2 separate regions of the Homo sapiens genome follow, and region 1 is linked to region 2. Evidence: chromatin loops called from intact Hi-C (ENCODE). Cell type or tissue: PC-3. All regions are shown on one strand. Each heading gives the region's core, and the rest is flanking DNA. Links, peaks and the distances in the headings are about the cores only.

Evidence for each region. Peaks named below come from ENCODE experiments on the same cell type or tissue, not always from the same donor. Only the 100,000 strongest peaks of a DNase experiment are listed, where the experiment ranks them.
Region 1: a loop joins it to region 2, with 5 times the contacts of the local background. A loop is called at or near these places in 2 of 110 quality-filtered maps.

Annotation. Positions count from the first base shown.
Region 1 is chr10:50,999,416-51,003,909 of GRCh38, reverse strand. It overlaps a transcript of PRKG1 not described here. Among named protein-coding and RNA genes, the nearest start is that of PRKG1, 73 kb to the left of the region's middle. In PC-3, for the core only: a CTCF peak has its summit at 2,114 (motif pointing left); a DNase peak (open chromatin) is centred at 2,119; H3K27me3 peaks cover 1,991 bases.
Region 2 is chr10:52,305,718-52,310,211 of GRCh38, reverse strand. PRKG1-AS1 (PRKG1 antisense RNA 1) reads left to right here. Exons shown (of 6, transcript NR_038277.1): 3 at 675-812. Among named protein-coding and RNA genes, the nearest start is that of PRKG1-AS1, 6.2 kb to the left of the region's middle. In PC-3, for the core only: CTCF peaks have their summits at 1,622 and 1,835 (motif pointing left); a DNase peak (open chromatin) is centred at 1,821; H3K4me3 peaks cover 413 bases; H3K27ac peaks cover 396 bases.

The DNA of each region.
Region 1 (4,494 bases), core at 330-4,329, 1.3 Mb after region 2:
GCTATTAGAAAGACCAATATGGACTGATCTGGAAAGAAGCCTAGGTACTATTATTAAGCAAAAAGAGCAGGTTACTGAGGAGTGTTATGGAATTATTTTATTTCGGGTGAAAAAATAAAACCCTCCAAATAAGCAGGTGAGTTCTCTCTCTACATATAAAGATTTACGGAAACATACGGAAAGTTTAACATTGGGTATCTGCTGGAAGACAAGTAGAAAGATTGGGAGGAGAAAATAAAATGTTTATGTTTTTATTATCTGACAACCAGCACACATTGTTTTTGCAATTAAAACAATCAAGGAAGCAGACATAGGCTAAGAAGAGATTAAAGTCAGCAAGTCTGAGATTTAGCGTATGCTCATAAGTATCACAAAAGCATGTCCGGACTTTTAACATGGCAAATGGGGATTTGGTACCACAAAACAGAAACTTTTTCTTCTTTTTCTAATTGCTCTAATATCAAGAAGCCCAGAGATTCCACAGCCTGTCTCCTTTTGTGTGGACACCTCTCGTGATGCCCTGGAGTCAGATGGTGAGTCTGGGTAACCGGGGGATTTCAATGTAGCATGCTTCAAACCCTGCTGCTATACTTCGGGAATTTGTCTTGGCCTAGATAACAAACTAGAAAGATCAGAGAAAATAAAAGATATTACTGTCTATTGCTTGCTTCACTATGTCCAATGCAGGCTAGGTGTTCTGTTGTTGTTGTTGTTGTTGTTGTTGTTGTTGTTGTTGTTGTTGTTTTGGCCCTGCAGACACGAGAAAGCATACCCAACATTCAATCTACCCTTGGTTCTCTCTGGCAGTCATAGACAGTGTAACATTGTTTTTTTCCTAACCTAGGAAACATATTGACTACTGTCCCAGAGAGCATTTCTATACATTGATAACCTCAAATAAATATATCACAGAATTTCAAAACACTTTTTATAAAAGCATCTTATTGTCAAACAGGGCATGAAAATGTGAACTGTTCTAAATTCTCAAGTTCCCTTCTTGCCTGTTTATCTAAGTATGATCTAACACAGTATCTGAGCAAAAAGACCAATTAAAGAGGCCAAGGAATAGCATTAATCCAAAACTGACTTGTTTTGACCCAGAGTACAACTTCCTTTTACCACTGACCCTTGATTGCTGGGACAGACCAAAATAAGTACATTTCTCCTCAGCGTTAAATCACAAATGATGCCAGTAGCAAGACTGCTTCACATCCAGGCCCCTGGGAGGTTTCACATGAAAGGGGTCACAGACTGAATGAAATAGCCTTTTACAGGAAGGCTGAATGGCACTCTCTGAGGGAATATTGATCCAAAAATGTACAGCCCATTAGACCCAACCCACAATGTAACCCTGTGTGGTATAAGCCAGACTACTCTTTACCCTAAAATTTTTGAGAGGCAGTTTATATTCAGAGTAGAGTATCTCATAAAACACTTTGCTATTCTCTTAAAAATATTTAGATACATGTAAATAAATAATCATATTAACTTGATTATTAAAATATTTTTATAATGGGAATCTCAGATTACAATAGGCCACATTAAGATTTAATTAATTACATTCTAGAATCACAGAATTATCAAGGAGATCAAGCAACCTATTATGAGTTTCATCTAATAACTGATCTAATTTTTTCCTATAATAATTTTCTTTTAATTTGTTATGGGGGTAGAAGGGAGTGAATAGGAAGCCATTCCTTTAGTCTCCTCACACATACTTTTTTTTTTTTACTACTATTAATTTTCCATTATTTCTCTGTTTTCTCCTCTCAGCCAAATATAAGTCCAGAGGTTTCCTCATAGGGGTTTTAGGAATTTCCCAGAGTCAATGTTCAAAGAACTCTCCATGCAAACTGTACTCTTTGTTTCTCTATTCCTTAAGACAAACATCGAGAAGAAAATTTAGCTTTTTAAATATATTCCCCAAAACCACTACTAACTGGAAAAAAATGTAAGACCATATGTACTTGATAATACACTTTTCAAACTTATAAATCCTGATATTGAGAAAGTTATATATTTGACAATATATTTTAAAATTCAACTAAAAGCCATTTCAAACTCCTAGTGGAGCCCACAATTGTTAAATATTATACTTCTGCTGCCATCTTGTGGTAATGGTTGAAATCTCTCTATGTCTCCCCCTCTATCTTCTCCCCACCGTACCACCTCTTTTTTGTTGTTTTTCCTACATTTAGGAGGGTACTTCTACTCAAACCTTAAGGATTCCCTTTCTTAAGCCATAGGGGAGATGACCTGAACAATGCTCTAGAAAGAAAAGTGGATGTTTGCAAATTCCTCATCCTGTATGTAATATACTTCTTTTCTCCTTATATTTTTCTCGTTTAACAAAGCCATTCCTTTTAACAATATAATTTAATACAAAAAACACATAGTTTTAATTTGGAATAATCTAATTTTTTTTCTACAAGGAAAGGGAACAGATTAAGGGAAAATAAATGTGTATCCTATCAAAGATTTTTCCCTTCCAAACTTTTTCCAAATTGTTTCTTTACAAAGAAAGGAGTCGGGGGAAGCACCATGTATTTCTGCTATAAAATACCACATGATGGAATGGCTCTTCACAGCCACAGGCATCTACTGTCAGGAATCAAGAAGGAGCCTGGAGGAGGAAATGAGAGGCCTCGCTGTGGAGACAGTACGGGAAGTGAGAGCTCCCCAGGGAACCCAGACTGGATGGAAGTGGGTGCCCCAGCATCCTTTATTATTTCTAGGCTGGCCTCTTCAGCCATGGACCTCACTGTCTCAAGGCAAGAGAGTTTATAAATCTGAAGGAGGATGAGAGTCAAATGTTTTTCTGATGATGTATTAATGTGAGCAATTTTTAACCAGAATGACTTATCCTCAAAGCAAGAATATATTTCATGAAAACCACCATCTCCATCTAACTCTATGTCCCCACAGCAATTCCTATGAAGAAGTTGACAAACAGCATGCAAGGAGTCATTCAAACACAGATACAGAGAGAACTCGGCCAGAATTCTTCAAACAGGGCAGTGGGGAGCAAAAACACAAACAGGAGAACAATCCATTTCATTCCTTGTTGAAAATGACTTTAAAACAATCTTTCCCAAAACTTTCTTGTGTACCCTTATTGACATTACGCACAATCTGTATTTTTACACCTCATTCTTAAAAAAAAAAATCTATGAACTCTTAATACTTAGCCTTACCCTCAGCAACATAGCTACACAGCATGGATTTGATGTGATTGTTGTATGTTTTCTCCCAACACTTATTAAAATATCTATAACTATAAAATAAATTCACTTCTCTACCACATAGAAGCATCCCTGGTGCCACCAATTATATAAACATCACACTTTGGGAACCATTGTTATGAAATTCAGGTGCTGGCTAAGTAGAATCTAGTGAATCTTACATTTACTTATAAATAATTAGCGTTAAGTGACACAGAGTCAAGATTCTGATTTTCAGAACCATAGCTCAGATCAGAGGCTCTCAAACATTTTTTTCTGCAGTGATTCACAAGATAGATGACATTCCCATGTGCAACATACTCTTGTGAAAAGACAAGACTGTCTGTGGATTATGTGCAATTTCCTGCCATGTATTTGTAATCTTCCCAGTCAAGAAAGCCAACTGGAATGCAAGAAAATGGCTATCCCTCGGGAGGTGCCTGTGAGTGCACGCAATCTTATTTTTTAAGAAACAAATTATTCATGAATTTTGATTTTTAAGCCATTATTTACTCATTTCTACCTTACAACTAATCAAATACACACCATTGTCATGGCACCACAGTTAAACCTGCCAGAGTAAAGCACAGGATATTGGATTGAGTATTTTGGAGTGATATTTTTCTCTGAGAGGAGACCAAATGGAGTGTGAACTGGTTTTATTCTTGGGAAGGCTTCAGGATTTTTAAAATTTGTTTTTTAATACGTTCTAGATAGTGCTCCTCTTACCTCTTCTCTGAAAAGTAGCATGTGGGAAGAGAAATGTATGGTAAGCTGAGGTTTTTACTTGGCTGGAATTTTTACTGTAAACAGACCTGGTTTCTACCCAAGGGTTTACAACCTGAGATACAAAATAATTTTCTATTTGGAAAATTTTTAGCATATGTAGCCAAGTACCTTGGTGACCATGTGATACATGAAATTAGTATTATCTGCACTATGGGGGCAATGAGAAGCATCAAGAAAAATATTAACATTTACCCAAAGGCTTATAGATTTGCTTATTAGACAATAACAGTACCATATAGTTGAATAAATAGACCCACAAATATTTGCAAGAGGCAAACATACAATTATTTTTAGAACCCTATAAGGTTTTTGCCAGTACTTTTCCAGCATTTGAGGTCAGAGTACTCAAATAAAGACACATCTGAGAATTTAAAACACATTTTAAAGTACTCTCTAAATTGGACTAAAAAGGAAGGAGAGTCTGAATTAGGAATAAGTCCGAGAGGATAATTGAAGAAGTGTAGTTGCAATATACCTATTACAA
Region 2 (4,494 bases), core at 188-4,187:
AAACAGAGGGCAAGATTTGACCGTGATTACATTTATTTGGGCGGTGGAGATGGCCAGCCCAGATAAATCAGGCTCCGTGGTAGCTTTCTAACCAAGCTCAGAAGATGTGTTTTACTGGAGTAAGACATTAAAAGCTAATCTGAGAGTAGAGGCTGGGTTCCAGCCTCTAAACCCAGTGAAGATAGTGCCTAACCAGATAGATATCTGCCTGCATCCTTTCTGAGGTCCTGACACTCAGAAAGGTCTGTGGTGGTGGGTATAGGGAGTGCAATGTCCTCTTTGAGTCCCCAAAGGATTTAACATCTCCAACCCTAAGGATAGGCCAGTGTCTGCAGAAAGCAAGATGTAGGATCCCATGACACAGTCTCCGCATCTACAGAAAAACAATTTTCTTCCATGTCACTGGGTTCCTATTATTACCTCCTTTATAAGACAGATCTTCTCCCAGGGTATGGCCAAGAAAGGCATCGTGCCAAGGAGTTAAGAGGCTAGGGATGGTACTCTGTATAGGGTGTCAGCCATAATCTGGCTCCTAAATATGGGAAAGCCATTTAACTCTTGGTGTGGTACTGGCTTTTCTTTATAAAATGGGATGCAGGGGAGATGGAGAGGTTCCTTTTCACTACAAAAGTCTCCCTTTCTTTCTCTCTCTCTTTCTTTTCTTTTTCTTTCAGCACTGCCAAGAGAAGGCCTTTTGTACTCAGGTTAAATAAGAACATCCTGCAAGGAGTCTGTTCTTTTATGCAGCCTAAAGATCAAGTAATAATCATTGACACTGATACTGAGCATGTCGATTTTGAAGAGACTAGCATGTAAGTATTAAGTGCCTGGAAATAAGGTGAATTACTTGGACCAGGCGACTTTTTAAAAAGTGTGTGTGTGTGTGTGTGTATGTGTGTGTGTGTGGAGGTTGTTTTCCCATCACAAAATTGGTTGTAATATTTAAAGCTGATGTTTTCAGCTATCACCAGTTCTCCAACTGGTGAATTGTAAAGGACCTTAAGGTGAAAAGTAGAAAGTAGGACCTTAAAAACACTTTAGTCTTGACACCCAGTCTTAGAAATGCTGAAGAGTGGAAGATGTAGGCTATTAAATAGAACTATTAACTTTTGGCGGGGAAGAGCAGGAGGGATGTATAATTAACTCGTGTAAGGATTCTTCATCACCCTTAAGTTACAAAAGTAAAATAATTTTCAGAGGAGTCTAGGAGTCCGTGGCAGGAGTCACGTCAGGGAACTACCTGGCTGGCCAACCTAGGGGCTCCCAAGCCTGAGTCCTTCCGCAACGGCCCTGCCTCCAGTGCGGGCGCGTTTCCCAGCGCGCAGGCCCCGCGCCCTGCACGGCGCAGCACGGCGAATCCCCCATTATTGTTCACGCGCTCCCAGTGCCGGGTGCTCACGGTGGCTGCACTTGGGTGTCACAACCCGTCGCTAGCATACAGTAGTGTAAAATGAAGCTTGTTTAAAGACTCTCTTTGATGAGCGAAGATCAAACGGCCTGGGGACCCCCGGTCTTAATCAGACTTGAGCCAGGATGGCATTTTCACAAATAGTCCGTTTGCTCGGCTTTGAGCAGACTTTGTGCTCAGCACATTCATCCGGCTGCGGGGCGGGTAATCCCGGCTGAAGCCCCTTGCCTGGTCGCAAATCCATTCACACTACAATGGCTGCTGTTGGTTTGCTGTGTCAGTTCATGGGCAAATAAATACAGGGCCTTTCTGACTTAATTAGAGGCGGGTGAGGGGAAAGGCGACTGAGGGGAAGATTAAAGCTCTGAGGGACATCAGGCTCCGCGGTGTCTCCGGCGTCCGGGGGGAGGTGGGAGAAACCCGCTCTTCTGCTGCCTCCTGGTGGAATTTCCGTAGAAGTTCTTAGTAGGGAAAAGTATGTATTAATCCTGTAGTTATATTTATTTTCTAGGTCCAATTACTTGTGTATTTTCATAACTCCCTATGCTGCAAACTCTCTAAAGCCAAATATATTTTGTCCTTCTTAATATTCCACATAATGTTTTGTTGAAAAATTAAATCTACACATGGTAGAATTAAAATAATAAGGTCTGGTACTGTCACCACCATATACTTAAAAAATAAAAGGGAGCTGGGGTGCGAAACTTAGGTTCTTATTAAATGTTTTAGTTTGGTTGAAGTTCAAAGGCTCTATATTGCATTGCTGGATAAAAATGTCTGGGTCTCCAGATTAGTATGTTAATATATAATGTTATAGGGAAATGCTAGGCTAAACAAATATTAAGAAAGCTCAAACAATGTAACTATTCAGGGAGAATGAAAATATAACAGAATATGCTTTTTTAATTAATTTGGATAATAAAAATATTAATCTCAGATTTACATTTTCAAAAGGAAGATAAAAACATTCAATAGTTTATGCAAAACAATAGTTATAATGTACTATTTAACAGTTTCACTTCATTTGAGTCAACATGATGCACAAGGAGAAAAGGAACAGCAGGAAAATTAATAAAACAACATATTGGAAGTGCAGGTCCTAGCATAGTATATGCAACTGTTAACATATATGTTAATGGCAGTTGTGCATTTTATTGATAGCCAATATTTTAAACTAGACCCAATTTTGTTCTTCTGTCTGATGTTTTTTGAAGAGTTCTGGCAGAAAAAAAAAAGTTCTATTTTTTTTAAAGATTTCTTTTAAAGAAGAAAAGATCATGGAAGATGTGTAAGAAATGCCATCTCTAAACATTCAGTTCAATATGAATTGTGTACTCATTTTGTAGCTATCAGTTAGATGCTAAGTAAAAAATTGTATACTATTATTTTAGGATGATATTCTAAAATATATTTATAATAATGACTTTAAAAAGCACATCGACCTCTATCAAAACCTCTCAAAATGTCATTAGTATATTCATTATACTTGTCTACATTTCCTGATTGTGCTATTTTCTCCATCAGTATCTCCATCTTCTCATAATATTACTGCAATCCAGCTGATTCTGTTTACCACGAGAATCATATTCTTTAAAGTAAGCTCTAAGTTTGAAAAAGAAATGAAAAACATTTTGCAGATACCAACAGCTTTGTGAATTCAGCAGAGCCACAAGCTTACTTAGAAGCTATGGAAGCACTGAGGCAGAGTAGAGTGGTGAATTAGCTTTCTATTAGGGGCATATTCTTCTACGCCTTCCTGCTAATACCATTTACTAGTATCATTTACACTAAGAATTTTAGAAGGGAACTGTGGCTAGAGCTGTGAAGTCTAAAGGTTTAAAATGCATGTTTTCTTTGTATTTAGAGTTCCTGATTTGCAGGCAAAGTCCTAAACTTGTTTGAAAAATTACTTTGCTAGGGTTTAATTCACAGCTGAGATTAGAAAAATAAGTAAGTAAATAAGTGGAACTTTTTTTTTTTGGAACTTTCTTACAAGTATGTAAAGAATAGGAGAGAAACAGATTTTTTTTCCTGTTTTTATAGGCACTGAAAGGCAAATATTAGTCAATTAAAGGTGCTTTTCTTTTCCTTAAAAAAGATCTATCGAGGCCAGGCATGGTGGCTCATGCCGATAATCACACTTTGGGAGGCTGAATCAGGAGGATTGCATGGGCGGGCCCAGGAGTTCACAACCAGCCTAGGCAACACAGTGAGACCCCATCTCTACTAAAAATAAAAAATTAGCCGGATGTGATGGCACATACCTGTAATCTGTAGTCTCAGCTACTTGCAAGGCTGAGGTGGGAGGATTGCTTGAGCCCAGGAGGTGAAGGCTGCAGTGAGCCTTGTTTGCACCACTGCATTCCAGCCTGAGTGAGAGAGTGAGATCCAATCTCTTAAAAAAAAAAAAAAAATCTAGGCCGGGTGTGGTGGCTCACGCCTGTAATCCCAGCACTTTGGGAGGCTGAGGTGGGTGGATCACCTGAGGTCAGGAGTTCAAGACCAGCCTGGCCAACATGGTGAAACCCCGTCTCTACTAAAAATACAAAAAAATTAGCTGGGCATGGTGGCTCATGCCTGTAATCCTAGCTACTCAGAAGGCTGAGGCAGGAGAATTGTTTGAACCTGGGAGGCAGAGGTTGCAGTGAGCCAAGACCACACCATTGCACTCCAGCCTGGGCAACAAGAACCAAATTCCAATCTCAAAAAAAAAAAAAAAATCTATTAAGAACTCTGCGGGTCCAAGAGCTCTGATGTGCAAGGGTAGGAGAAGATGGAGTCCCTGATCAAGAAGAGAGAGATTTTTCCCTTCCTTCTTCTTTTTTGTTCAGGCCCCCAGTGGACTGGATGATGCCTGCTCATATTGGAGAGGACAAGCCTTCTTTACTCAATCTAATAATTCAAGTGCAAATCTTTTCTGGAAACACCCTTAGAGACACAACCAAGAATACTGTTTTACCAGTGATGTGGGTATCCCTGAACCCAATCAAGTTAACATATAAAATTAATCATCAAAGACAATTTCAAGTGAAAACTGTGACTCCACTGACCATGGAAATGAGAAGATGTGCTCACAATTATACAGT